Regions from separate parts of the Homo sapiens genome. Here region 1 is linked to region 2. The links are chromatin loops, found by intact Hi-C in ENCODE. Cell type or tissue: K562. All regions are shown on one strand. Each heading gives the region's core, and the rest is flanking DNA. Links, peaks and the distances in the headings are about the cores only. Region 1 has its middle 75 kb from the start of YPEL5. Region 2 has its middle 23 kb from the start of TOGARAM2.

Region 1 (15,059 bases), core at 4,794-12,793, 1.1 Mb after region 2:
CTTAAAAAATTCAAAAAAAAAATGAAATAATATCAAGGATATTCTTTGACCACATGGAATAAAACTAGAAATAAATAACAAGAGGAACTTTGGGAACTATATAAACGCATGGAAATTAAACAATATGCTCTTGAATGACCAGCAAATCAATGAAGAAATTAAGAAGGGAACTGAAAATTTTCTTGAAACAAATGATAATGGAAATATGACATACCAAAACCTATAGGATATAGCAAAAGCAATAATAAGAGGGAATTTTATAACTAAAAGTATCTACAACAACAAAAAAAGAAAAACTTCAAATAAATACCTAATGATGCATCTTAAAGAACTCGAAAAGCAAGAGTAAATCACACTCAAAATTAGTAGAAGAAAAGATACAATAAAGATCAGAGCAGAAATAAACAAAATGGAAATGAAGAAAACAATACAAAAGATCAGTAAAACTAAAAGTTGGGTTTTTGAAAAGATAAACAAAATTGACAACCCTTTAGCCACACTAAGAAAAAAATAAAGAAGACCCAAATAATAAAATTAGAGATGAAAAAGGCATTAAGACCAATGCCACAAAAATTCCAAGGATCTTTAGTAGCTACTAGGAGCAACCATATGCTAGTAACTTGGCAAATCTAGAAGAAATGGATAATTTTCTAGATACATACAACCTACAAAGATTTAGCCATAAAGAAATCCAAAACCTGAACAGACCAATAACAAGTAATGAGATTGAAGGCAATAAAAAGTCTCCTAGCAAAGAAAAGCCAGAGACTGGATAGCCTCACTGCTGAATTCTACCAAACATTTAAAGAAGAACTGATACCAGTCCTACTCAAACTGTTCCAAATAATAGAGGAGGAGGGAATACTTCCAAACTCATTCTACAAGGCCAGTGTTACCCTTATACCAAAACCAAACAAAGATACATCAAAAAAGGGAACTATAGGCCAATATCCCTGAATAATATTGATGCAAAATTCATCAAAAAAATAGTAGCAAACCAAATTCAACAACACATTAAAAAGATTATTCATTATGACCAAGTGGGATTCATCCCAGGGATGCAAGGATGGTTCAATATACAGAAATCAATCAATGTAATATATTATGTCAACAGAAAGGACAAAAACCATATGATCATTTCAATTGATGCTGAAAAGCATTTGAAAAAATTCAAGATACCTTCATGATAAACATGCCTCAACATAATAAAATTCATATATGATAGACCCACGCCGAGTATTATCCTGAATGGGGAAAAACTGAAAGCCTTTCCTCTAAGATCTGGAACATGACAAGGATGCCCACTTTTACCACTGTTATTCAACATAGTACTAGAAGTCCTAGCTAGAGCAGTCACACAAAAGAAAGAAATAAAGAGCAACCAACTTGGAAAGCAAGAAGTCAACTTAAGTTTGTTTGCAGATGGTATGAGCGTATATTTGAAAAAACCTAAAGACTCCAACAAAAATAGTATTGAACTGATTAACAAATTCAGTAAAGTTCCAGGATACAAAATCAACATACAAATATCAGCAGCATTTCTATATGCCAACAGTGAACAATCTGAAAAAGAAATCAAGAAAGTAACCCCATTTACAACAACTGCAAATAAAATAAAAGATCTAGGAATTAACTTAACCAAACAAGTGAAAGATCTCTATGGTGAACACTATGAAACACCGATGGAAAAACTTGAAGAAGACACAGAAGAATGGAAAGATATTCCATGTTCATGGATTGGAAGAATAAATATAGTTAAAATGTCCATACTGCCCAAAGCAATCTACAGATTCAATACAACCCCTGTCAAAATATTAAGTTTGGTACAAAAGTAATTGTGGTTTTTGCCATTACTTTCAAAGACAAAAACTGCAATTACTTTTGCACCATTCTAATACCAATGACATTCTTCACAGAAATAGAAAAAACACTTCTAAAATTTATACTGAACCACAAAACACCCAGAATAGCCAAAGTTATTCTGAACGAAAAGAACAAAACTGGAACAAAACTGCTCATGGGGTATTACTCAAGAAATCACATTATCTGACTTCAAATTATACTACAGAGCTATAGTAATCAAAACAGCATGGTATTGGCATAAAAGCAGACACATAGACCAATGGAACAGAATAGAGAACCCAGAAACAAATCCATGCATCTACGGTGAACTCATTTTCAAAAAAGGTGCCAATAACATATATTGAGAAAAAGACAGTCTCTTCAATAAATGGTGCTGGGAAAACTAGATATCCATAGCAGCAGAAGGAAACCAGACCTCTATCTCTTGCCATATACAAAATCCAAATCAAAATAGATTAAATACTTAAATCTAAGACCTCAAACTATGAGACTACTGAAAGACAACATTGAGGAGATGCTCCAGGACATTGGAGTGGGCCAAGATTTCTTGAGTAATACCCCATAAGAATAGGCAACCAAAGCAGAAATGGACAAATGGGATCACATCAAGTTAAAAAGCTTCTGCACTCCAAAGGAAAGAACAAAGTAAAGAGACAACCTAAAGAATAAGAGAAAATATTGGCAAACTACCCATTTGACAAGGATTAAGAATCAGAATATAAAAGGAGTTCTGCCAGACACAGTGGCTCATGCCTATAATCTCAGCACTTAGGGAGGCAGAGGCAGGAGGACAGCTTGAGCTCAGGAGTTTGAGACCTGCCTGGGCAACATAGCGAGATCCTATTCTTTGAAAAAGGAATTACAATGACTGAACTCATGGAGATAGGGAGTAAAAGGATGGTTATCAGAGGCTGAGTGTACTGAGGGTTAGTGGGGGAAGTGGGATGGTTAATGGGTATAAAAACACATAGAAAGAATGAATAAGAACTACTATTTGATAGCACAACCAGGGTGACTATAGTCAATAATAATTTAATTATACATTTCAAAATAACTAAGAGTATAAATGAATTGTTTTTAACACAAAGGATAAATACTTAACTTGATGGATGCCCTATTTACCCTGACGTGATTATTATGCATTGCATGCCTGTATCAAAATATCTCATGTACCACATAAATATATACACCTACCATGTACCCACAAAAAATAAAAATTAAAAAAATTTTGAAATGCAATAATAATACCTGCCCTGCCTATTTCATATGGTTATTATAAGAATGAAATGGGTCCAGGCACGGTGGCTCATGCCCATAATCCCAGCACTTTGGGAGGCCAAGGCAGAAAGATCCCTTGAGGCCAGGAGTTCGAGACCAGCCTGGGCAACATAGTAAAAAATACCTCATCTCTACAAAAATAAAAATTAAAAAATTAGCCAGGTGTGGTGGTGCATACCTATAGTCCCAGCTACTTGGGAAGCTGAGGCAGAAGGATTACTTGAGCCCAGGAAGTGAAGGCTACAGTGAGCCAAGATCATACCACCGCACTCCAGGCTGGGCAGTAGAGTGAGATTCTGTCTCAAAAAAAAAAAAGTTAAAACAAGCTACATGCAAACATAAACTACATTATTATAATATTATCAACAATATGTTAAATTCTTTCTGTTGATTATATTAGTTAATACTTAAATAAGCCTATGTGGTAGAAGCAGACCTAAGGTATAGAATGCATAAGCAATTCTATAAAATAAAAAAAAGGTCCTACAGCTAGTAAGTGGTGCAGCCAGGATTTACTAACCTGTATTCTTAACCTCTAGATTATATAGACTAAGAAAAATGCTGATCTTCCATTCAAAACAAAAATTTCCGTATTTTATATTGTGGTAAGATTGATAGTATGGTATTAAGATTCAACAGCATTTAACACAACAACATCTACTAAAGAGTGAAAAGAAAAATGTCTCCTTTTATGACAATCTCTTTTCTCCTCTGAGAATCATTTCTTTTCTGTTTCATTAAAAAAAGGAAAAGGTACCACCACAGGAAATGTTTCATCCCATAAAGCTCCAGCTAGTCCAAAGTCTCCTTGGCCAGCTGCCCCAGCTGTGCAATTGGAAGACATTAGACTTTAGGGAATTCACAGTTCTCCTGTTCACCTAACATTAAATGGTTCCAACATTTCATTCACTCAGAGATTGCTCTCCAACCTACAGTAGCTTTTTCCACCTCTGGACATCCTTTGTCAGGTCTCTATTGTCTCATTGTAGAGTCAGCAAATAGTCAACAGCCTTCTCAGGTATGTCATTTTTAAACACAACTGACGTTGGCAACTCAGCCCAAGGTCTCACCTTAGAGACAGAAGCTGTCATAGGAAGAGGTCCAGCCCTGTGGCATGAGTAAGGCGCTAGAATCTCTTAGCCTCTGATTCCTCATTGGTTAGGCAGGATTCATCATCTCATCTTTGTCTGCTTTCCTGGGTTGATGTGCAGAAACCATAAGACAGTGCTTGGGAAAGTGCTGTGAAAACTACAGGACCCTGTTCATGGTAAGAAACAACAATTGGGACCCATCTAGTGTGTGGTGTGAAAACAACACTGTCTGGGACTCAGGAGTCTTTGTTTCACACAAAAATCTAGGAATGAGGCCAGGTACAGTGGCTCACACCTGTAATGCTAGCACTTTGGGAGGCCAAGGTAGGAGGATTCCTTGAGCCCAAGAGTTCAAGACCAACCCAGGCAACAAACTGAGACCCTGTCTCTACAAAAAATTTAAAAATTAGCTGGACATGGTGGCATACGCCTATACTCCCAGCTACCAGAAGGACTGAGGTAGGAGGGTTGCTTAAGCCTGAAAGGTAGAGGCTGCAGTGAGCTGTGATCATGCCACTGCGCTCAAGCCTAGATGACAGAGCAAGACCCTGTCTCAAAAAAAAAAAAAAATCTAAGAATATGTGCTTCTCTCATTTTGTTGTGTGGCATCATTTAAGATCTCATTCCCTCTTGGTTTTCCCTCACACTATCCTCCTTCCCTCATCAGACACTTTCACTGCCAAAGCCAGGGCACCAGGCGTTTGAACTTGCCTTCCCACACTTCATTCTCCTTCATGGATTCTCTGCCAGGACTCCCACCTAACTCTTCTCCTCTTTCACAGTAGTAGATGTATCTATGATTGAGGCCATAGAATGGGGCATTTATTTTCCATACCAGGTCTTCCTGACTCTCGCCCCTGCCTCCTCAAGAAGCTTCAGATCTCTCCCTCCATCCTCCCTCAGTCATTCCGAGGGCATTCATTGGATGCCTCCAATGTGCCTGACCCTGTGCTAGGAACAAGGAAACAAAGTTGAGCAAGACACAAACTCCTCAAAGAACTTATAGTCTAGTGGGAGGGACAGATGACTAACTCGACAAGTAAGTAGATTGATAATGACTGATGATCAACGCTATGATGGAGGGAACACCTTGGAGGAGCACCTAACCCAGTCTGGGGCACTGGCGAGGGAAGGTATTGCACAGGAGGAGTCAGGTGGGTTGACTCTTAAGGAGTAGGTAGGAGTTGGCTAGAGGAAGGAGGAGGAAAGGGGTTTCCCAGGCTGAGGGAACAGCATGCACACAGAAGCATGAGTGAGCATGGCCCTTGGAAAAAGATGCACAAGTAATGGCTGAGTATAGGCTGCATTTGAGAGAGTTCTGGAAAATAAGATATAGAGATTTAGGCAGAAATAAATCAAATTATGAAGGGTGTCATTTGCTAAGCAGAGAAGCCATGGGGAACCACTGAAGTAGGGGAGTGGTAAAGAGCAGATTTGTGGGTTTTGTTTGTTTGATATTAGCTTTGTTTTTAGAGACAGGGTCATTCTCTGTTGCCCAGGCTGGAGCGCAGTGGCACAATCATAGCTCACTGCAGCCTCAAAGTCCTGGGCTCAAACGATTCTCCTGATTCTGCCTCCCAAGTAGCTGTGACTACAGTTTGTGAGCCACTATACCTGGCTAATTTTTAAAATGTTTTGTAGAGACAGGGTCTTGCTTTGTTGCCCAGGCTGGCCTCAAACTCCTAGCCTCAAGCCATCCTTCCTGCCTTGGCCTCCAAAAGGACTGGGATTACAGGCAGATTTGTGTTTTAGAAGGTCACAATGGCAGTTTTCAGAAGGGCAGATTGAAAAAGTCCTGACTAGAGGCATGAAGACCAGTTAGGAGAGGCAAGAAATGAAGAGAATCTCACTTAAGTCAGCAACCTTGAGAATAAAGAGAAAGGTGGACTGAAAAATATAGAATAGGCCGGGCGCAGTGGCTCATGCCTGTAATCCCAGCGCTTTGGGAGGCCAAGGCGGGTGAATCACTTGAGGCCAGGAGTTTGAGATCAGCCTGGCCAACATGGCGAAACCCCATCTCTACTAAAAATACAAAAATTAGCCGGATGTGGTGGTGCATGCCTGTAATCCCAGCTGCTCAGGGGGCCGAGGCAAGACAATCTCTTGAACCTGGGAGGCAGAGGTGTCAATGACCCGAGATCGCACCACTTCTTCTCCAACCTGGGTGACAGAGCAAGACTCCGTCTCAAAAAAATAAAAAAAAATACAGAACAGAGAGACGCGCTAGGACTTCCTGACTAATTACTCATGGCATGGGGTGTAATTGGAGGGGGGCAGTGAGAGGAAGGGGCCTTGGGAGGGTGAACCTTAGCTTTCTGGCTTTGATGTCGGGGTGAATGGAGGGGCCATCACATGCAGAGCCTGGCATGAAAAATGAGATTGTTTTTGCACACATCGGTAGTGGGGATTAGGTCAAGTGAAAGCAGTCAAACACAAAGACCATACACCACGGGATTCCATTTTTCTAAAGTTCTAGAAAAGGCAAAACATCATAGCGACAGAAAGCAGACGTCAGTGCATGTCAGGGACTAGGTTAGGGGTGGGGGAGGGGACCAACTGCAAAGGAGTAGGAGGAAGCTTTTTGAGGTGCGAGAACACTGAAAGCCAAGGCCAAGATGTGAAAAAGAAATTTTACAGAGTGAGAGACAGTGCATTTTTCTGAGACCAATATCTTGATTGAGGTGGCAGTTACGTGACTATATATTATACAGTCACCAAAATTTGTGAAACTATACACCTAAAATGAATGAATTTTATTGTATATAAATACCTCAATAAAGCTGCTTTCTAAAACAATGTCCTTCAGGACACCCAAGTAGAGATGGCAATGCACAAAGGCCTGAATATAAGATGTGGATTTGGAACCAATGGGTGAGTAGATTGTGCAGAGTTGAAGAACAGAGACCAAGGACAGCAGCATAGGAAATGATGACATTTAAGGGGAAAGAATATGGGGGAACCAGAGAACTAGCAAATATATCAGGAGAAAATAGTGAACAAAAGTTCAGGGAGAATTTTTAAAACAGGAGAGTAATCAACAGTTGATGCCCCTAGAGAGCTCCAGAAAGATAAAAGCTAAACTGCAGCAGCCATTGGCTTTGTGGAGCTGGAGGACTTTGGTGGAGTAAAGTCAGAAATTTCCCTCTTCCTCGTGCTGCTGTTAGAATAACTAGGTCACCCCGAGGCAACACTTTTAAAACATTTTTTTAGCAGCAAAATCTTGGGGAGAGTGGTGGAAGGGGACTTGACATAACCAGTCCCAAATGTGCTGATTCTAAAAATTTGCTGACTTTTAGTCCTGAAATTCATCTTATGAACATTTTGGCCATAGATACATACCTTTCTGGTCATATGTTGGTTAGGCAAAAATTAAAATAAATTAGGATGGCACAAGCACCTTCCACCTGAAAGCAAAGGCCTGAATGAATGCTGTCTGATGACTCCAAGTGTTGCTGCCAAGAATTTTAAGAATGTAGGGAGGCCAGGTGCGGTGGCTCATGCCTGTAATCCCAGCACTTTGGGAGGCTGAGCCGGGCGGATCACCTGAGGTCAGAGTTCGAGACCAGCTGGCTAACATGGTAAAACCCCATCTGTACTAAAAATACAAAAATTAGCCGGGCATGGCGGCAGGCACCTGTAATCCCAGCTACTAGGGAGGCTGAGGTAGGAGAATCACTTGAACCCGCGAGGTGGAGGTTGCAGTGAGCCAAGATCGCACCACTGCACTTCAACCTGGGTTACACCGCGAGACTCTTTCTCAAAAAAACAAAAACAAAAAAAGAAGGCAGGGGACACATACTGGAAATTGAGACTGTCCACGCTCACTGCCGAGAAGCAAGGCTGAGGAAAGGAAATCTACAGAGCTGGAGGTACCACACAATTTTGAGTCCAAGAGCGACACCCAGTGGTGATTGAGATCACTCCAGGCTCTCCACAACCGTTTTGTATTCAGGGCACTGAAGAGGGATGGACTCCTTGGTATCACACAGCCAGGGCAGCGTTTGGGCTTCCCAGGTCAGGAGGGCAAGCTAGGCTGCAGAATGGAGTAAGGTGACCATGGGAGAAATAGCCAAACCCTGTGAAACAGAACTGGCTCGCTCTTCCCATGATGAGACCTGAAAAAAGAGAGAGGTTGACTGTCTCTAAAGTACTTTCATATTTATTACCTCAGTTGATGCTCAAGACAACCTCATATGGCCAGTAGCACAAGTCCTCAAAGTCCCATTTTATGAAAAGAAGACTAAGATACAGAGAGGTTAACGTATGTCTCTTTTTCATTATTTTATTTTTGAGACAGGGTCTCACTCTGTTGCCCAGGCTAGAGTGCAGTGGTGCAATCACAGTCCACTGCAGCTGCCGTCTCCTGGGCTCAATCAATCCTCCAGCCTCAGCCTCCCAAGTAGCTGGGACTACAAGCGTATGCCACCATGCCCAACTAATTATTTTAGTCTTTTTGTAGAGATGGGCCCAGGCTGGTCTTGAAGCCCTGGACTCAAGGGATCCTCCTGTCTTGGCCTCCCAAAGTGCTGGGATTATAGGCACGACTGCACCTGGCCTTAAGATATTTATTAACAAATCCAGGTCTCAGGATGTCTTAGATATGGGGGTGGGTATCTAGAGTCCCAGATCGGGAGCCCCAAATATAAAATAAGACCCAGCCTCCAGGCTGGCCACGGCAGCTCAGGGAGTACTCACACCTGGAACAGACCACCTCTGCTAAGATGGCAGTGCAAAAGCCTTTCTACACAAATCTCCTTTCCAAAAATAATGGAAAACAGAGAAGAAAATCCACCTTCAGGGAAACTACGAAACAACCAAAACCCTGAAGCCCAGTTGATGGGGAGTAACTGCCATTTGGGCCAAGTCGACAGAGCAGGCAGGGATTAGCCAAGTCCCTCTCTAGCCCTTGGGTGGTGCATATTTCTGCAGAAGTCAGCACACAGGCCAACCGGCAACCGTGAGCTTGGCAGTGAAGGAGAAGCATCTCAGAACTCACTCACGCCCACTGAGGCAGGGGAGGTGGGAAGTAGGCCGAAGGAGAAAACTTGACAAAAAACTAGATGTTGGTGACACCAGGTAGCAAACCAGCAAAGAGCTCTGCCACTTCTGATCAAAGACAGGGGGAAAGAAGTAAATGCTAAAACACTATCCAAAAAACCTGTGACGATACAGGATTTTATGCTGAGTAAGCAGACTTGCTGCTCACTCCAAAAATAGGAATGCGGAAAGTGGAAAGCCTGAAGCAGAGATATACCCTCTGCAGAAGACAGAGCAGAGCTTGGGGAAAAGTATTTTGAGGACTGTACTTCTGGCAAAAAGGTGGCCAGATATTGCCAGGGTGGGTGGTGAGGGAGAGGAACTTGTGCTATAAATATCTAAAAGTACAAGATAGACAACCTTTTTTTTTTTAATGCATAGCTTGGCTCAGAAGAAAGTAAGAGAAATCCACAAGTTCTGAAAGTGAAGAGGGAAACCGAGAGACAGACAGCCCTCCCTGCGGGTGTCTCAGTCTTGGACTGACTTGTCCTGTTGACTTACTTTTTCTTCTGGTAGTCATTACAAGTTTTCTTTTAAACTACATTGCATAAAATGTTTGTTGGCACCAGTTTGCTAACATATGCTAAGATCAACAGCTTGCCAGACCTGACCACAAGCTGCGGAGGAGGGCTGATAGCTCATACTAGCCCTCCGATGTGTGCCTACCGTGTGCTAAGCTCCGTGCACAGACATATTTGGTGCTCATCACAATCCCACGGGGAGTGGGGAAGGATTATCTGTACTTTACAGGTGAGGAAATTGGGGCTCCTGGAGGCCAGGCCACTTGCTCAAGGCCACTTAGTGGACTGGCAGTGCCAGGCAGCCAGCACTGGGTGCTCCAGAGCCCACAAATGCTCCTGTTTGCCAGCCCCAGTAAGCATTTCCCTGGCATTTCTAAAACACAGGCACCTCGGTTCAGAGGGAGGGGATAATCTGGTGACATGAAAATGAAGAAGGACCTAAAAGGAGACCAATGAGAGAACCTCAGGTTACCCTACTTTAACATCTAGGGTCTTCTGCCCAGAGCCTGGAAGCCCGACGTTAACAGTCTCATGAAAGATCCAAGGCACTGAGAGACCCAAGGTGGAGGATGGGACGTGAGACCTCTACCTGAATCCACGATCTCTGAGGAGTTACGCCCTGAAGAGTGGTGACTGTGAGGAAGTGTCAATGTAGAGGCTGACTGGGAAACTTGTCTGTCTCAGGCTACAGGTTGTGGTTAAAAAAATTAATAAATAAATAAAGCCAGGCGTGGTGCTCACACCTGTAATCCCAGTAGTTTGGGAGGCAGAGGAGGGCAGATTGCTCGAGCCCAGGAGTTCGAGGCCAGCCTGGGCAACATGGTGAGACACCCATCTCTACAAAAATGGGAGGAATGCTTGAGCCCAGGAGGACAAAGCTTCAGTAAGCTGTGTTTGCACCACTGCACTCCAGCCTGGGCATCAGAGTGAGACCCTCTCTCAAAAAAAAAAAAAAAGCTTCCTGGAAATTTATAAGCACAAGCCTTCCTTCCCATAGAAGGGGTTTGAAAATATACTGCTTCTACATAAGGAACCCCAAAGAAAAATTAATCTCAAGTGCTTCTCACTCAGAATCACCCTGGGTACCTGGAAGATGCAAATGTGAAATTGCTGCGAATTCTCAGGATTCCCAGTCAGCAAAATATCATCAAATCAAAAACTGCCAAAACCACGAGGAAACAAACACCACGAAAAGATGAACAAGAAAGCAAAGAGTAACATCCCAAATGACTCAGGTATTAAAATGATCAGATACAGAAGATAACTAAGTAAAAATAGAAGAGGCCATATGTCCACAAAAAGACCTGTCCAATAATGTCTATAGCAACTTTATTTATAATGGCGAAAACCTAGAAATAGCCCAAATGTTCATCCATAGGAGAATGGATAAACAAAGTGTGGCATACTCATTCAGTGAAATACTACTCAGTGATAGGAAATAAATTATAGGAATAACTACAATGTGGACGGATCTCAAAAACGCTATGTTGAGCAGAAGACGGTAGATACAAAAGCCACACACATACCGTATGATTCTATTTATATAAAGTTCAAAAGCAAACAAAACAGGCCAGGCATGGTGGCTCATGCCTGTAATCCCAGCACTTTGGGAGGCTGAGGTGGGGGATTACTTGACGTCAGGAGTTCAAGACCAGCCTGGACAACATGGAGAAACCCCATCTCTACTAAAAATACAAAAATTAGCCAGGTGTGGTGGCGTGCTCCTGTAATCCCAGCTATGCAGGAGGCTGAGGCAGGAGAATCACTTGAACCCGGGAGGTGGAGGTTGTAGTGAGCCGAGATCGCGCCACTGCACTCCAGCCTGGGCAACAAAACGAGACTCCATCTCAAAACAAACAAACAAACAAACAAACAAACAAAAACTGACAAAATTAATCTATGGGTAACAAAAACCAGAACATTTAAGGGAGATGAGGAAAATTAATTGAAAAGATATATGGGGAAGTTGTTGGGATTACAGCACTATTCTATACATTGACTAGATAGTGGTTTCATAGGTGTATATGATTGTCAAAATTCATCACACTGTGCCATTAAGATTTGTGCATTTTAGGTTATAATAATTTTATCTTGATAAACCATGTGCACACATTTAATGAAATAGGAAATGGAAATTATGTTCCAACCTATAAAAAGGGATTAAGAATATTTTGAAATGATCTGAAAAGAAATTCTAGAAATAAAAACATAATCATTGTTTTCAAAAGCTGCATAGGTTCTGCTTCAAACTATGGCCTGCACAAGACCAAGTTTCGATTAAGAACATCTCTTTTTAAAAAAAGGAGAACATATTTCTTGTTTTAAAAGATGTTTTCGAACATCAGAAAGCTACCAAAACAGTGCAACATTGAACCTGGACCTCAAAGAGAAGGGAAGTATAGAGATGTGAGCGAAACTCTTAAATGCTTTTTCCTCCCAAGGTGTTGCTAAAAGCGGCCAGCTGAGAATATGGGAAGTTCGGAAGAAAATGGCAACAAAGATGCTGAGAGGCTAAGAAAGCTTTTGGTAGTATTAAGGGCTAGAGAGAGACAAACTGGAGCACAGGACCCTGTTAGGTATCCCCAGGTCTTCCAGTAGGAGCTAGCAGGGAGTGACAGGGACAGCCCTTACAGAGAGAGATCAAAACCAGTGTCAAACCAACTGCATCTCAAAATGGATTAAATCTTTGCTAGCACAGCCAAGTGGCTGAGGCAAAAGTGGATGGTGTTTGGAGGAAGGTATCATCCAGTGCCCCAAATTATCTTTCCAATTCTTCAAGCACAATGTCTCTTGTTGAATCAAAAACCAGGCAAGGGCTCCAGAAGACACCCAAGGCAAAGAGAAGCACAGTTTTCCCCACACCAATGCCTACCCTGGCTCTCCCAGCACCACCCATGCCAAGAGGGTTCCAACTGCCTGCAAGGGACTCTATCATAAATGGAAACATAAAGGGAAACTTACAATTTAAACGTGGAAAAGGGGACATGAAGGATATCAGGCATCCCTCCTACATGCAGATCCAAGAAGAGAAAAATGTGGCAAAAGACCCCTCATTTAGTTTTGTGACAATATCTACATAAAATCCAGATGTCAGGATCAGCCTCCTGGACTGAGAGAGTGACACTCCAGGAGAGAAAAGAACTCCATTAAAAAGAGACTTTTGGGGCTGGGTGCAGTGGCCTCGTGCCTGTAATCCCAGCACTTTGGGAGGCCAGGACGGGTGGATCACCTGAGGTCAGGAGTTCAAGACCAGCCTGGCCAACACAGTGAAACCTGTCTCTACTAAAAATACAAAAATTAGCCAGGCGTGGTGGTGGGTGCGACCCAGCTACTTGGGAGGCTGAGGTAGGAGAATCACTTGAACCCGGGAGGTGGAGGTTGCAGTGAGCCGAGATCGCGCCATTGCACTCCAGCCTGGGCGACAGAGCAAGACTCTGTCTCCAAAAAAACAAAACAAAAGAAAGGCTTTTTTAATGGTGAAAATATTTAAAATTTACTCTTTTAGCAACTTTGAAATACGCAATGCAGTTATTTATTATAGTCACCATTCTGTGCAATAGATCACTAGAGCTTATTACTCCTGTCTGACACTTTGTACCCTGTAATCAACATCTCCCCTTTCTGATCCATCCCCTTCCGTCAGCCCCAGTAACCACCATTCTACTCTCTACTTCTATGACTGCAACTTTTTCAGATTGCACATATAAGTAAAATTCTGTGGTATATTGGTCTTTCTGTGCCTGGCTTACTTCACCTAGGCTAATGTTCTCCAGATTCATCAAAACATCACAATGCACCCCATAAATGTATACAATTATCGATTATCAATTAAAAATAAAAAAGGAATATTTTTTAAAGTAAACGGAAAGAGACCTGCTTAAAAAACCATGATTGTTTCCCAGGGATGATTTTCCATTCTCAACACAATAATGTAAATTTAACTACCATTATTTCACTCAATGGCTATCCTTTAGACGCATTGTGTCTGCCCATCTTGGAAGAAGATAAGGATTGGATTCCAGCAATCACAACTAAAGAAATCTTATTAGGAATACAGAAATTTCTAAATGAACCAAATATATAAAATCAAATTGTGTAGAAGATTTGGGAAACTACTGCCAAAACAGAGTACGAAAAAAAATTTTGAGTACTAGCCAAGAATTTTGATCCCTTCTACATGCGGATCAATGACATCTTAAAAAGGAATTGATACCTTGGGTAAGAGCTTGCCCAGAAAATGTCTGCAATGTCTCATTTTACATCTACAAATGCTATTAACCCAGTGGAAGGCTTGCATTCATGCCATGCCTTCATTTTTGTGATGTGTACACAGTTCTAAATTTGCTGAATTGCCCCCTTCATTTTCTCATGCATAGCTTCTTCCTTGACTCATTTCTAATTTGGGTTGTTATGTAAAACTTGTTTTTATTTAATATTATTGTCAGCATTTCAACTGCTGTAAAGCCATGTATTTTAATACTATAAATACCCTACTACTTGGTTTCCTTTGCTCTCTGATTATTCCAGTTGTTAGGCTAAGTCTTCTGTGTTTTGAGATGCTGTGGCTGAGACTGTACATCACACTTCTGACCTAGCAGCTGGCTTCTTGTTAGGCTCTGCCAATAGGAGGCACTAAAGGCAGAAAGCAAGGATGGAGAGATTTTCTCCTGTTGGCTTCCTGTCTGCTTCCTGTTCCTGTGAACATCACCTCAGCAATGCTTCTCCTTGGCAGAAGTTCTTTCCCATAGCATCAGCTGAATTCAGTGCATAGTTTTACATTTTTTTTTTTTTTGAGACAGTCCCGTTCTGTTACCCAGGCTGAAGTGCAGTGGCGCAATCTCGGCTCACTGCAACATCTGCCTCCCAGGTTCAAGCAATTCTCCTGCCTCAGCCTCCTGAGTAGCTGGGACTACAGGCGCATGCCACCACACCTGGCCAATTTTTGTATTTTTAGTAGAGACAGGGTCTTACCATATTGACCAGGCTGGTCTTGAACTCTCGACCTTGTGATCCGCCTGCCTCGGCCTCCCAAAGTGCTGGGATTACAAGGAGGAGCCACCGTGCCCGGCCTTCAGTGTGTAGTTTTTCAGCACTAGCAGAACAATCCTTCATTGCATACCCTCAGAGAGACCAGCACCCACCAGCTGAGCCTCTCCTCAGAGGTCTGGATTCCAAATCCAAAAGGCCCTACCTCTGAGCTCAGAGATATCACCACCAAATGGGAGGTAACCCCTTCCCCAAAATCTAAATTTCAGCTTCATGCATCCCC
Region 2 (15,059 bases), core at 3,421-11,420:
CCCAGACTGGAGTGCAGTGGCATGATCATGCTTCCTAGGCTCAAGTGATCCTTCTGCCTCTCATCCTCTTGAGTAGCTGGAACTAGAGGTGCACACCAGCAGGCCTGGATAATTTTGATATTTATTTTATAGAGATTGGGTTTTGCCATGTTGCTGGTCCTAAACTCCTAGGCTCAAGTGATCCTCCTGCCTTGGCCTCCCAAAGTGCTGGCTGGGCGTGGTGCTTAGGCGCAAGCCACCACGCCCGGCCAGATTTGAATTCTTGCCATTCTTTAGCTGTAGTTTCTTTCAGTTGTAATTGGTAAGATAACTGGTGAACCCATCCAGGCAGCAGTGGCTTTTCCAGTGCTCCTCCTGTGACCATTTGTGATCATGTCTTTGAAGACAACTCAGGCATAAAATTAGATTTTCTTTTAATCAAATGTAGTTAGCTTTTGACTTTTGTGGCACCTCAGCACTGTCCTTATGCTGACAGAATTGTGCGGTGGATCACAAAGCAGTGGCAGAATGAGAAGCCGTAGCAGTGTAACAGGATTAGCAGGCGTCATTCAGACTGAGGACGCCCGGTGTGGACAAAGCATGGGGTGGGTAGTGCTTCGTCTTCGCATGGTGCTGGCTGACTCTGTGTGAGGACACTGGGTTGTCTGTACCCATCCATAGTATAACTTGTGTTCATATATATGTGGGTAATTTTTAATATGAAAATATTTCTGAGAAAAATAAATAGCTGGGCATGGTGGCACACGCCTGTTGTCCCAGAACAATTACAAGTCATTGTGTAGAAAGCAGTGCAAAATGAAGTTTGCTTGGATGTCATATGAAAAATCCAAAGGTTGAAAATTACCACTTTAAAATGGCCTGGCATATCCTAGGTAATAATGGCTCAGAGAGAGAGGAGATACATCTTTCGGGTGCTAAAATTAGGGCCTTTAAAGGGAAATAAAAACGAGGTAATGAAGACATTTTCCCCCAGGCTTGCCCATGGCCCTGTTGTAGTTTAATTTGTTAGAGATTCCTGCCCGACCTAGAGCTGTCCAGAAAGTTCAACAGAGAGACCAGAAGCAGCACTGAAGTCGAGCGAGGACTCGGCAGCTCCCTTAGTTGGTCGTGTGTGGTCATGATGTTCCAAAGCTGGGCCAAAGCTTTGTTCTTGTCTCTAGATTTGATGCAATTTCACAGAGTCGAATTGCTAACCAGCCTTCCAAGAGAAATTGTGTTTGCATGTTGTATTTATTTGCGACAAGTAACATTCCTCTCAGTGGAGCAGGATGTTCTCGTTGGGTGGTGACCCTTCTTTGTACTCAGGAGAGTTGCATAATAAACCAGTTTCATAACTGGAAGATTGCGTTTGGACCAGAGTGTGGAACTGGGGTAAGAGAAATGAACTGGGTGGCCTTCGTAGCTGGTGGTGTGGACGAAGCCTGGCCTGTCTGTACTGATGGGGTTGGAGTTCTTGACTCTGTTGTGTGTTGTGCTAGGTCGTCTTACTGCCTGCTGACCACTCTCCTTTTGTCAACAGGAATTGTAAACAAACAGTTGACTGGCTGGAATTTGGATGTTTTGAGTCTCCTCAGGCACCCACTTAGGGTTGCTGGTCAGGGTGCTTTCTCATAGTTTAGGGATAGCTTGCTGGTGAGCCTGGGTTCCCTAGGAATACGGTTATACCTAAAAAACAAACTGGATAGATTCAGCCAGACTTTGACCTTGTTAATTCATGACTCAACCTCGACAAAGGCCTCTCCCTTTTTTTTTGTGGCAAAATATACATAACATTTACCATGTTAATCATTTTTAAGTATACAGTTCTGTCATGAAGTATAGTCACATTGTTGTGCAACTGGCAGTCTTTCATTTGGGGACTTTTGTGGTTTGATGAGGTACAAGAAATAAAAGGAGGGCAGACAGGAATGCAAGTCAGTCTGTTGTGAGAAGAGACTGCATTGGGGTCCAGAAGCTGAGTGCTAGTTCTGGGTCCACCCTACAGTGTGGCAGTTATAACTCGACTTCTTTTTTCTGGAGTGTGACAGGAGAGTAACAGCAGTGCCACCTGTCTCATGGATGCTGTAAGAACCTCACGGAGCAGCATCTGTGGGTACACGTTGAACATCAGAGTGCAGCGTCTGGCTAAGGGATTATTTTCAGAACAGTTAATTGTTACATGATGGGGGAATAAGTTCTAACGGAAATTCTTTTTTGTCTTTGGCGTTATCAAGAAATCCAGACACAGCCTTATGGGTGGACACAGTTCCCCTTTCCAAAGGTGAAAAAGGGAACTTAATACAATGTTTTTTTAAAATAAGATTGTAACAATCTATTGTTTTGAAAGCCAGTGACATGTTCATTGAGGAAATTTGGCAAAGAAGGAAAATAAAATCATATAACAGAGATAACTATAGTGTTTTGGTGTGTCTCCTTTTAATTTTTCTCTCTGCATGAATACACATGCTTTTCTTAGGAAACTGGCATCTACATATTCATTTTATCATCTTTCACACAATATCATTGTCAATTATCCTTTGAAATCATGTTTGTGGTTCTCACTATTCCACCCATGTTGTACTTTCACTGTTCTCATGTTTTAATTTGTTGTAGGTAATGCTAGAGGGAACATTCTCAGACACATTTTGTATTTTTCTTAAAATGTATCCTTATGAGATATTTCTACTTACTGAGAAAAATGACATACATACTCCCTTAAGACTTAAGAAATATACCAAAATTTCCAGAAAGGTTCCATCAATTTTATGCTCCATAAGCAGTGTTTTTATTTCCATTTCATCATGACTCAGTTTAACTACTTTTGTAATGCTCATTGCCATTTGTATTTCTTTATTGTGGGTTTAGATCCTTGTCCATGCTTAAAAAAAGTCTTTTTATAAAAGAGAATCATTCCTTTCCAAACATGTGCCGCAAATATTTTCCACAGTTTGCCTTTTCATTTTTTGACACAGAGTCTCACTCTGTCACCCAGGCTGGAGTGTAGTGGCGTGATCTCGGCTCACTGCAGCCTCCGCCTCCCGAATTGCAAGCAATTCTCCTGCCTCAGTTTCCCGAGTAGCTGGGATTATAGTTGTGTGCCACCATGCCTGGCTAATTTTTGTATTTTTAGTAGAGATGGGTTTTCACCATATTGGTCAGGCTGGTCTCGAACTCCTGACCTCAAGTGATCTGCCTGCCTCAGCCTCCCAAAGTGCTGGGATTACATGTGTGAGCCACTGCACTGGCCAATACTATTTTTCTTTAAACTGTATTTTTAAGCTTAAAAAAAGTTCCTTTTCTGAAACTAGGCAGGTATTTCTTGCATTTTGTTCTCGTCTCTCTCGTTGTCTCTGTGTGTGTGTGTTTATATTTTTTACACTTTAGTAAATTGTGACTTTTCAGTGCATTATGAAATAATTAAAGTGGGTTGCAGCCACCACTTTTTAAAGAAGAAAATGTAATTAAAGTAGAACATACCAGTGCATTGCACATACTTAAAGTAATTTGTTTTAGGGGGTACGCAACTAAAATGTGTTGTTGTGCTGAAGCAGTTGAAGGCTGCCTCTCTGATCTATACGGAGTTCTTTGTGGTGTGTCTTGTGAGATGAGGCTCTCACTTGGGATTCCCACACACACAGCCCGTTTTCTGCACACTGTGGATTATTCTTTCCATCCTATACACTCGTGCTTGCTTTATTACGGTAGGATCCTAGTCTTTCAGCACTATCCATTCTATGCCATTGCTGTCTCTCGACAGTACATTATTTTTAACTTCGGGGGCTTTTAGAATTCATTTTTATTGTTGTTGTCTTTATACCTCTTTGAAATATTTTCCTAAATATCTTTTGCCTTTTCATTCTCCCACTTTGCTAAGTAAAGATTATTTGGTTGTAAGAAACAAAAATTGGGGCAGTTGAAGCAAAACAAGTGTAATTACAATTTCAAAGAATTGTCAGGGTACACAGAGACAGCTTGTCTGCAGGGAGGGATTACAGGAGACAGAATCATTAGGGCTTTTGTGTAGTCCCTTTTTTTTTGAGTCTTGCACTGTTGCCCAGGCTGGAGTGCAATGGCACGATCTCGGCTCACTGCAACCTCCACCTCCCAGGTTCAAGCGATTCTCCTGCCTCAGCCTCCCGAGTAGCTGGGATTACAGGCGCCCGCTACCACACCGGGCTAATTTTTTGTATTTTTAGTAGAGACGGGGTTTCACTATGTTGGCTAGGCTGGTCTCGAACTCTTGACCTTGTGATCCACCCGCCTCTGCCTCCCAAAGTGCTGTGTGGTCTCTTAACTGCTGCCTTGGAGTTCGTGCTGTTGTTTGGCTGCCTGACTGTTCCTGAGGTTATGATGTTATCATCCAGCCACTTGCTGATTCTTAGGAGAGCTGGGCATTCTCTGCTCCCTTAGATCCAGCCCTCTCCCCACACCTTTCTCCATCTGCTCCATGCCTTTGGAGGCTGAGTACCACCGATGGCATCAGCTCAACTCCCTTGCTGGAGATTGGAGTGTGGGAGGCCACACGGTCAGAGTCTACATTCCCCTGCTGAACTCTGCAGGGCTATGGTTTGGTGGGGTCCTCCCTGGTCATCTGGTTGTGCCCTTCACTCTGGCTGGAAGTCTAGTGACAATTTCCTCCTGTTGGTCGCTTTCCGCCTGTCCCAGAATGCCTCACTCTTCCTCGTAGGCTCCCTTAACTCCACTCACACCGTTTTAAGTACTGTAGTCCCTTTATAAAAAATCTCTTAGCCCTGCTTAACAGTGTTTGTTTCTTGCTGGGAACCTGAGCCAGTCCGTACTCCCACTTCCTGGGAGGAACATCTGATTGGCTGCATTTTGGTTCAGGTGTTCATCCTAGCCCAATCACCCCTGCCTGGGCTGGGGTCACACTGCCAGGAGCCTTGTGAAGAGGGCAGTTTTCATGCTAGAAGTCTGGTTCATTGGGAACTGAGCTGGACAGATAGCTGTTAACATTTAAAAAACACACATTTTTATTTTTTAATGTTGTAAAATATAAAATCTACCATTTTAACCATTTAAAAAAAGTACGCAGTTCAGTGGCAGTGAGCACATTCACGCTGTGTATCACCACCATCCATCTCCAGAACTTTCTCATCCTCCCACACTGAAACTCTGTATCCATTAAACAGTAAACTCTCCCTCCAGCCCCCGGTAACCACCATTCTTCTTTCCTGCTCTATGACTGACTATTCTAGGAAGCTCATTAAAAAATGCATATTAATTAGACAAGTATTATAGAAATACATTCTTGTAAAAAAGATGGAAACATGACACCTAAGGCTAGACTAACTGCCCGTCACCTGGCTTAGTGATTACGTGCAGAGGCTACCATTGTTACTTTAGAGTTTTGGACTCCAAATCATTTCTGTGAATCTGTGATTTCTGTGAATCTACATACAGATGTGCTCTCAGAAAATAAGTGATTTCTTTTCCCCCACATAAATGGTATACTGTATGCAGCATTCTGCAACTTGAGCTTGCTTTTTTTTTTAAACCCAATATATTTTGGAGGACTTTCCAAATTAATAACATAGGACTACGTTCATTTTAACTGCAGCAGGATCAGAGGGAGGGCTGGTTAAAACACAGGCTGCTTTGCCCTACCCTGGAGTTTCTCATTCAGCCAGATGGGGGCCAAAGAATGCGTCCCACGTGATGCTGCTGCTGCTGCTGTGTTACGGCTGCGCTTCGGAGAACCACTGCTGCCATTCCCTGATCGATAGATGCTTGGGGTGCTTCCTGTTTCTCAGTAAAGTGAAGTTGCGGCGACCTCGTGCCTGCCTTATGTGCACCTGTGCCAGCATCTTTCTCAGGTGGGTAAGGAGAGGTGGAATTCTGGTCACAGGCTACATGTACCTTAAATTTCAATAGATTCCGTCAAATTGCCTCTCAGTATGGCTGTAACAATTTATAGATGAGCTTCCACACAATATTTTACCCAAGTTAAAAATAAATCCTGGCCGGGTATGGTGGCTCATGCCTGTAATCCCAACACTTTGGGAGGCCGAGGCGGGCGGATCACCTGAGGTCAGGAGTTCGAGACTAGCCTAGCCAACATGGCGAACCCCTGTCTCTACTAAAAGTACAAAAATTGGCCGGGAATGGTGGAGGGCATCTGTAATCCCAGGAGAATTGCTTGAATCCGGGAGGCGGAGGTTGCAGTGAGCCGAGATCGCGCCACTACACTCCAGCCTGGGCCACAAGAGGGAGACTTTGTCTCAAAAAACAAAAAACAAAAAACGAAAAACAAATCCTATGGGAATTTTGATTGGGCTTGTGATAAGCCAATAGGTTAATTTACAATTGATTTCTTTTTGTTTGTTTGTTTGAGATGGAGTTTTGCTCTTGTTGCCCAGTATGGAGTGTAGTGGCGTGATTTCGGCTCACTGCAACTTTCTTCTCCCGGATTCAAGCAATTCTCCTGTAGCCGGGATTACAGGCGCCCGCCACCACGCCTGGCTCATTTTTGTATTTTTAGTAGAGACGGGGTTTCGCCATGTTGGCCAGGCTAGTCTCCAACTCCTGACCTCAGGTGATCCGCCTGCCTCGACCTCCCAAAGTGCTGGAATTACAGGCATAAGCCACTGCGCCTGGCCAAGAATTGATTTCATTACGGAATATTATAACATTAAAATGTACCTTTCTCACATGATAGTAATACAATGATGATGATTTTTTAAAATTGGGAAATTGTGGCTCTTCTCCCTCTGGCTGGAGTCATGACGCTGGAAGAAATGATCTCATTGCTCCTTTAGGAGTGTGTATATCTGAACATTCCAGTTTGGGCAACATTGATAAGGTTTGTTCACATGATACTTACCACACTCTTACCTCATGAATGAATGATTTTGTGTGTTTATTTCGAACTTCAGTTTCATAGGATAGGGAAGGAGTAGGGGGTCTACAAGGGTGGGGAGGGTATCTTCAATAGGAGAGGTGTTTTTTTGTTTTTGTTTTTTTGCCACTCTCTCACAGCTGGGTGTTCAGGGCCCTGCATTTGACACAGTGTTGAATGTCCCTAGGAGGGGGACTATGGCATAGGGATGAGTAGGGAGACACAGTTGAGCAACTAATTAGGATGTGAGGTAGAATGAGTCATTAACTTTCACCAGTGAAGCCATTACAGTCATGACAAAAAAGAAATTGATCTATTAAGAGCCAGGGATTTAAATGATTTTAGGATTTGAGGGAGGGCCTTCTAGGAAGCAAGAGTGATGAAAGTGAAAGACAAATAGGTCCGTTCTAGAAATTTGCAACTTGAGCATTTTAGAACTGAGGTCCTTGATTGGTTGGAAATCAGGTGTAAGAGATTATCTAGTGGTAAGCAACCAAAATGAGTTTGAATGAGTGGAGAGCGTATGGCAAATTCTTTTCAGGTGTCTCCAAATGATCCTTTCTCCCTCACTAGACCTTGTTTTTTTTTTTTTTCCTTTTCTTTTGGGACAGGGTCTTGCCCTGTTTTTCAGGCTGGAGTGCAGTGGCATGATCATGGCTCACTGCAGCCTCGGACTCCCAGGCTCAAGTGATCCTCCTGCTTCAGCCTCCCGAGTAGCTGGGACTATGGGCATGCACCACCATGCCTGGCTAGTTTTTAAATTTTTTGTAGAGTTGGGGTCTTGCTAAGTTGCCCAGATTTTGAACTCCTGGGCTTAAGCAATCCTCCCTCCTTGGCCTCCCCAAATGCTGGGATTACAGGCGTGAGCCACTACAGCGGGCTGACATTCCATTTTTGGATTTTGGAGTGCACACGTGTGTATTGGCTTTTTGCTGTTCCTTGGATTTGGTGAATTCAGGGGAAGCACGACCAGGTTGCTACAATTGTATTTTTTCTCATCTTCACCAGGCTTGTCGGGATTGTCCAGGTTACTTTCTCTGGTTAGAAGTATAATACAAACGTCAATATAAAAAGCATCCACTAGGTGCCAGTCTTGCTTTGTGCAAATTTCTTTTTATCCCAGCCTTCTGGGAGAGCAGTTGGTTCTGGCCGCCTCCTGTCTAAACTCCCGTGGAGGGTGGGGATGTGAGCTTTCTGCGCGCCAGCCCTCTGGGATTGGCTGAGAGAATCTCCAAAGTGCTTGCAGCTCTTTTCTGGTGTCCAAGTCCTGAAGCGGAACCTGAATGACTGTAGCCCAGCAGCAGGCGTGATGAGAGGGGCCTGGAGGGAATCCTGATGGGAGGAGATCGAGTCTCCAGGTGGTGGCTGCACCTCCAGTTTCCCTGGCCTGGCTGTACCCTCCCTGGACCTGACCAAACTCCCCACCGGGCTACAGATGCTAACCCGAAAAAGTGCCCAGCTGTCAAGAGAAGCTGCAGCAGCTCTTTAGTCTGACACAGTTGCTGAGCATAGGAAGCTTGAATTGATGTTTCCCCCTCATGTCCTTAAATAGTGAAGTAATAGCCAAAATAAGAAAGAAATTAACCACATCATACACCAACTGCATCAATTTCCCCATAGACTTTGTCCATGAAATCCAGGAGTTTACATATGTCAATGATAGTGGGGAAGAGGGAGAAGAATATGGTTTTTCACTTCTTTTCCCAACTTAGGAAAATTTCAAATATACAGAAAAGTTAAAAGAATAGTATAGGCCGGGTGCGGTGGCTCATGCCTGTAATCCCAGCACTTTGGAAGGCCGAGGGGGGCGGATCACAAGGTCAGGAAATCATGACCATCCTGGCTAACATGCTGAAACCCCATCTCTACTAAAAATACAAAAAATTAGCCGGGCGTAGTGGCGGGCGCCTGTAGTCCCAGCTACTCAGGAGGCTGAGGCAGTGAACCTGGGAGGCGGAGCTTGCAGTGAGCTGAGATCGTGCCACTGCACTCCAGCCTGGGCGACAGAGTGAGACTCTGGCTCAAAAAAAAGAAAAAAAAGAATAGTATGATGATCTGTATATACACGCCACTTAAAGTAAAACACTGTTGATATAGTCATATGACCCTTAACAACGGGGATATGTTCTGAAAGATGTTGTTAGGTGAAATTGTGTCATTGTGAGAATCAAAGAGTGCACTGACATAAACCTGGGCGGCACAGCCCGCTACACATGTGGGCTATCTTATGTAGCCTACATTGTTTCTAGGCTACAAACCTGGACAGCATGTTCCTGGACTGAGTACTGTAGGCAGTTGGAACACAGAGAGATGTGTGTATCTAAACATAGAAAAAGCCAAGTAATACGCTATTGTATTATAATCTTATGGGACCACCGTTGTATATGTGGTCCAACATTGACCAAAATGTCATTATGCAGTCCATGACTATATTTGGCTATATTTTTCTTCATCTGTATTTGTGTGCATATATTTATTTTTGCTGATCTACTAGAAAGTAAACTGAAGGCATCATCACACTTTATTCTTAACTACTTCAGGGTGACGTGCCTACAGATTATGACTCCTGCAATAACTACAATACCATTCTTATATCTCTGAAGCTCCAAACCGTAATCCCCTAATACCATCCTCCTGTCTAATTATTTAATATTATTTAATTTTTAATTTTTTTTGAGGCAGAATCTTGCTCACTCTGTCACCCAGGCTGGAGTGTAGCAGCAGCACGTTAATATTCAGTTTCTTTTCAAATCAGGATCCAATCCACACTCACTCACTGGGTTTGTTTGTCAAGTCTTCTTTAGTTACTTTTGCTCTAAAACGGTCTCTTACCCTCTTGCCCCCTTAGTTTTATCTGTAACAATCACACACCGAGGAGACCAGGCCAGTTGTCTTGCAGAATGAGCCACATGCTGGATTAGATCATTTCCCTAAGTGAGTTTAACTCATTCCTGTACCCTCTGTATTTTCTATCATCTGGAAGTTGTACCTCGGAACTACCCAGTACAACTTTCTGTGATGACAGAAATGTTCTCTGTGCTGTCCAAAATGGAAGTCATTCACCGCAGGTGGCCAGTGAGCACCTAACATGTATCCATGTGGCTGAGTGACAGAATTGTTAATTTTATGTCATTCTCACTAATTTACGTTTAAATAGCCACATGTAGCTAGTGGCTATGGTCTGAAACAGCACAGGTCTTAAGCTTGATTCGATTTGACAAGACATCAAAGGTGATGCTGTATACTTCATACCGGAACACACCAAGAGGCAAGATAATGACAAAGTCTTTCTTTTTCTTTTTTTTGGTTTGAGTATGATGTTTAGTATAAGATAGAGTGGCTTGGCAGAGTTGGTGCAAAACTGAAGAGAACCAGATTCAGTTCTAGTCAGTGAGTTAGCAGCCTAGGGTCAAAAAAATTGACCCTGCTGTCCTGAGTCCTCTGAGGCCCTCTGCACATCACCAGCTAGAAGCTCCGAGACTGATATGCCACTGCTTGGAGGCTTGGGTAGAATCCAAGTGTCCTCAGTTTCCAGAGTGACAAGAGACTGGCCCCAGCCATCAGAGCAGTAGACAAAGGCTTTTGTTTAAAAAAAGCTTTGAGGTATAATTTATTATTTAATTTTTAATTTTTTTGGAGGCAGAATCTTTCTCACTCTGCCACCCAGGCTGGAGTGTAGTAACGCAAACTCGGCTCACAGCAACCTCCGCCTCCTAGATTCAAGCGATTCTCCCACCTCAGCCTCCCAAGTACCTGGGATTATAGGCGCCCGCCACCATGCCCGGCTAATTTTTGTATTTTAGTAGAGATGGGGTTTTACCATGTTGGCCAGGCTGGTCTCGAACTCCTGATCTCAAGTGATCTGCCCGCCTTGGCCTCCCAAAGTGCTGGGATTACAGGCATGAGCCACTGCACCCGGCATGAGGTGTAATTTATAATCAATAACAATATTTTAAGTGTAAAGGTCAATGAGTTTCAACAAATGTCTACACCTGTATAGTCACAACACAATCCAGATACAGAAGATTTCTGTTATCCCAAAGATTCCCTTGTGCAGCTTCCCAATTAATCCCAAATGTCCCTCTTTTCCACAAGTCTGAGGAAACCAGTGATATACTTTCTATCATTATGGAATAAGTGTCTTTGCTTCAGCTTCATATAAATAACATCATACAAAGATACTCTTTGTTTTTTCTCCAACTACAATTACTTTAAGTCTCTGAAACAATATTTCCTTACAACTTAAGTAGTTTTTACAGTAGTGACATTTATCATTGATGGGATTTGCTTGTTTAATATGACTATAGTCAGAAGGGAAGTTGGGCCTATTATTCTTCCAGAAATTAAAAAAAATCATCATTAAGGAAGAGAAAGATTTATATCATCTTTTTGGGACACGTAAGTCTCACAGTTGGAGAATTTGCGGATATTGCTATATACACTATATATACATACATAGTTTTTTTTTTTTTTTGAGACAGAGTCTCGCTCTGTCACCCAGGCTGGAGTGCACTGTCATGATCTCGGCTCACTGTAACCTCCATCTCCCGGGTTCAAGCAATTCTCCTGCCTCAGCCTCCCAAGTAGCTCAGATTACAGGCATGTGCCACCATGCCCAGCTAATTTTTGTATGTTTGGTAGAGACGGAGTTTCAGCATGTTGGCGAGGCTGGTCTCAAACTCCTGACCTCATAATGCACCCACCTTGGGCTCCCAAAGTTCTGGGATTATAGGCGTGAACCACCGTGCCCAGCCTACATATTTACTCGTGATTCTGGTTTTCCAATGACGGATCCTCCATGTTTTTGAGATTGATTGATGTTGCATGTGTCTGTAGTTTGTCCTTATTGCCAAGTGGTATGTGTTGGTATGGATATGCCACAAGTTGTTTATCCCTTCTGCTGGTGGAGATCTGCATTGTTTCCAGTTTAGCATTAAAAGGTAGACTTTCCCTCTATACACTGCTTTAGTTGCACCCCATAAATTTTGATTCCCTCTCCCTCTGCCTCTCTGTCTCCCTTTCCCTTCCCTTCCCTCCCCTCCCCTTCCCTCCCCTCCCCTTCCCTCCCTTTTCCTCCCCTTCCCTCCCCTTCCCTCCTTCCCTCCTTTCCTCCCTCCCATCCTCCCTCCCTTCCTTTTCTCTGTCTCCAGGGTCTCACTCCATTGCCCAGACAGCTCTCTGAAGCCCGGATCTCCTGGGCTCAAGTGATCCTCCCACCTTAGCCTCCTGAGTAGCTGAGACTACAGGTGTAAGCCACCACACCTGGCTAATTTTTAAATTTTGTTTTTTGTAGAGTTGGGGTCTCCCTATGTTGCCCAGGCTAGTCTTGAACTCCTGGGCTCACGTGATCTTCCCACCTCAGCCTCTGAAAATGCTGAGTTACAGGCATGAGCCCCTAGCCTGTGGTGTTTTCATTTTAAGAATTCAGTTCTTAGTATTATTTAATTTTTCCTCCTCTTGTTTTTCTCCTTTGACTCCTGGATTATTTAAAAGTGTGATTTTAAGTTTCCAAATATATGAGGATTTTCCAAAGATCTTTTTGATATTTCTGATTAATTTTGTTCTAAGAGAACATATTTTATAGGATTTAATCCTTTATATTTATTGAGATTTGTTTTATGACTCAGTGTATGATCTATCTTGGCAAATGTTTTTGTTTTTCTTCCGTTTTAGAGATGAGGTCTTGCTCTGTCAACCCAGGCTAGACTGCAGTGGTGCCGTCAGAGTTCACTGCAGCCTCCAACTTCTAGTCTCAAATGATCCTCCTGCCTCAGCTTCCCAAGTAGCTAGGACTACAGGCATATGCCACCACACCTGGCTAACTTTTAATGTTTTTTTGTAGAGATGAGGTCTTGCTTATTTGCCCAGGCTGGTCTTGAACTACTGGCTTCAAGTGATCCTCCTGTCCTCCCGCCTTGGCTTCCCAACATGCTGGGATGACAGCCAAGGCATGCAGTGCACCTAGCTGGTGAAGGTTTCTTATGTACTTGAAAAGAATGTGTACCTGGCCGAATGCGGTGGCTCATGCCTGTAATCCCAGCAGTTTGGGAGGCCGAGGTGAGCGGATCACCTGAGGTCAAGAGTTCAAGACCAGCCTGGCCAACATGGTGAAAACTTGTCTCTACTAAAAATACAAAAATTAGCTGGGCATGGTAGTGTGCGCCTGTAGTCCAAGCTGCTTGGAGGTTGAGAAAGGAGAATTGCTTGAACCCAGGAGGTGGAGGTTGCAGTAAGCCAAGATCGCGCCATTGCACTCCAGCCTGGGTGACAGAGCAAAAACTCCATCTAAAAAGAGAAGAATGTGTATCTGCTATTGTTGGGTGCAATGGTCTGTAAATATCAATGGAATCAAATTGCTTGATAGTGTCATGCAGGTTTTCTACTTTTTGTATCTACTTCTCCCATTAATTACTGAAATAGGCCTATTAAAGTATTCAAATCTCAATATACATTTGTCTGTTTTTCCTTCAATTCTGCCAGTTCTTGCTGCATGTATGTTATGCTTTGTTATGGTATATTCACATTTAAGACTGTTACATCTTCTTGATGAATTGACCCTTTTGACATTATGAAATGTCCATCTTTATACCAGGGAACGCTTCTTGTTCTAATGTCTACTTTGTCTAATGTAGCCACTCTGGTTTTTCAAGTGGCTTCTTATTTGTATGATGTATCTCTTTTTTTTCCTCTTTATCTGTGTTTTTAATTTCAAAGTGTTTTTCTTGTAAATAGCACCTAATTGGGTCTTGTTTTTTTTTTTTTTTAATTTTAATTTTTAGTTCTGGGTTACATCTGGAGGATGTGCAGGTTTGTTACATAGGTAAACGTGTGCCACGGTGGTTTGCTGCCCAGATCAACCCATCACCTAGATATTAAGCCCAGAATGCATTAGCTATTTTTCCTAAAGCTCTCCCTCCCCCCACCCAACCCCCCAGCAGGCCCCTTCCATGTGTTGTTCCCTTCCCTGTGTCCATGTGTTCTCATTGTTCACCTCCCACTTATAAGTGAGAACATGTGGTGGTTGGTTTTCTGTTCCTGCATTGGTTTGCTGAGGATAATGGCTTCTGGCTTCATCCATTTCCCTGCAAAGAACATTATCTCATTCCTTTTTATGGCTGCATAGTATTCCATGGTGTATGTGTACCACCTTTTCTTTATCCAGTCTATCACGGATGGGCATTTGGGTTGATTCCATGTCTTTGCTATTGTGAATAGTGCTGCAATGAACATATGCGTGTATGTATCTTTATAATAGAATGATTTATATTCCTTTGGGTATATACCCAGTAATGGGATTGCTGGGTCCAATGGTATTTCCGGTTCTAGATCTTTGAGGAATCCCCACACCCTCTTCCACAATGGTTGAACTAATTTACATTCCCACCGACAGTGTAAAAGCTTTCCTATTTCTCCACAACCTCACCAGCGTCTGTTGTTTCTTGACTTTTTAATATTTGCTGTTCTGACTGGTGGGGTTTTGTTTTTTTATCCAATTGAACTCTTCCTGTTAATTGGAATGTTTAGAGTATTTTCATGTAGTTTAGTTACCAGTTTGATTGGGATTAAGTGTGCCACTCTGCTATTTCTTTTCTATTCGTCTCATCTGTTTTTATTGCCCTTTTCCCCCTTCTTCTCATGACTTTTGGATTGAATAATTTTAAAATTTCACTGCATCTTCACTATTGGCTTGTTGTTAGCCCTGCTCCTTTGTATTGTTGTTTTAGTGATGGCTCTGGGGTTTATCATGTGCGTCGCCATGTGCATGGCCTTTCCCGTTCCCTAGTGAGGGCCCCAAGTTATCAACAGGGATCCGTCTTTCTGAATAGTTGGGACTCAGATGCCGTGTAAGCCCTGGGAACCCTTTAGCTCACTGCTTCTCAGCAGCTCTTTGCCTGGCTTCCTGGAATTGTACCCTCTTGTGCACATCTTAGTGTGGAGTAAAGACTCAAGAGGACTCCCATGCAGACTTTTGGTGTTTTTTAAGCAAAGGCTTTCTGCCTACCTCCCTCTTCTCTAAGAGCTCTGCCGTATGACTTCCACTGCCTCAACTGTTCTGGATTCCAATATCTGTCTCCTCAGTACCACTAGATTGGGATGCCCCTTCCCTGCTTCATGGTCTAGAATGCCTGATTCCTGGAGGCCTTGCTTCCTCTGTTACCCTTCTCTTAGGAATTGCAGGGCTGCCTGTAGTCCAGTGTCTGAAAATAATTGTTTCACACTTTGT

What was found. Peaks named below come from ENCODE experiments on the same cell type or tissue, not always from the same donor. Only the 100,000 strongest peaks of a DNase experiment are listed, where the experiment ranks them.
Region 1: it touches region 2 in a loop (4-fold over the local background); 32 of 110 quality-filtered maps call a loop at or near these places.

The regions. Positions count from the first base shown.
Region 1 is chr2:30,064,312-30,079,370 of GRCh38, forward strand. No RefSeq gene overlaps it. Among named protein-coding and RNA genes, the nearest start is that of YPEL5, 75 kb to the right of the region's middle. In K562, for the core only: a CTCF peak has its summit at 8,142 (motif pointing left); a DNase peak (open chromatin) is centred at 8,140; H3K27me3 peaks cover 1,760 bases.
Region 2 is chr2:28,950,885-28,965,943 of GRCh38, forward strand. It overlaps a transcript of TOGARAM2 not described here. Among named protein-coding and RNA genes, the nearest start is that of TOGARAM2, 23 kb to the right of the region's middle. In K562, for the core only: CTCF peaks have their summits at 5,630, 6,216 (motif pointing right) and 7,918 (motif pointing right); DNase peaks (open chromatin) are centred at 5,627 and 7,957; H3K4me3 peaks cover 344 bases; H3K27me3 peaks cover 1,784 bases.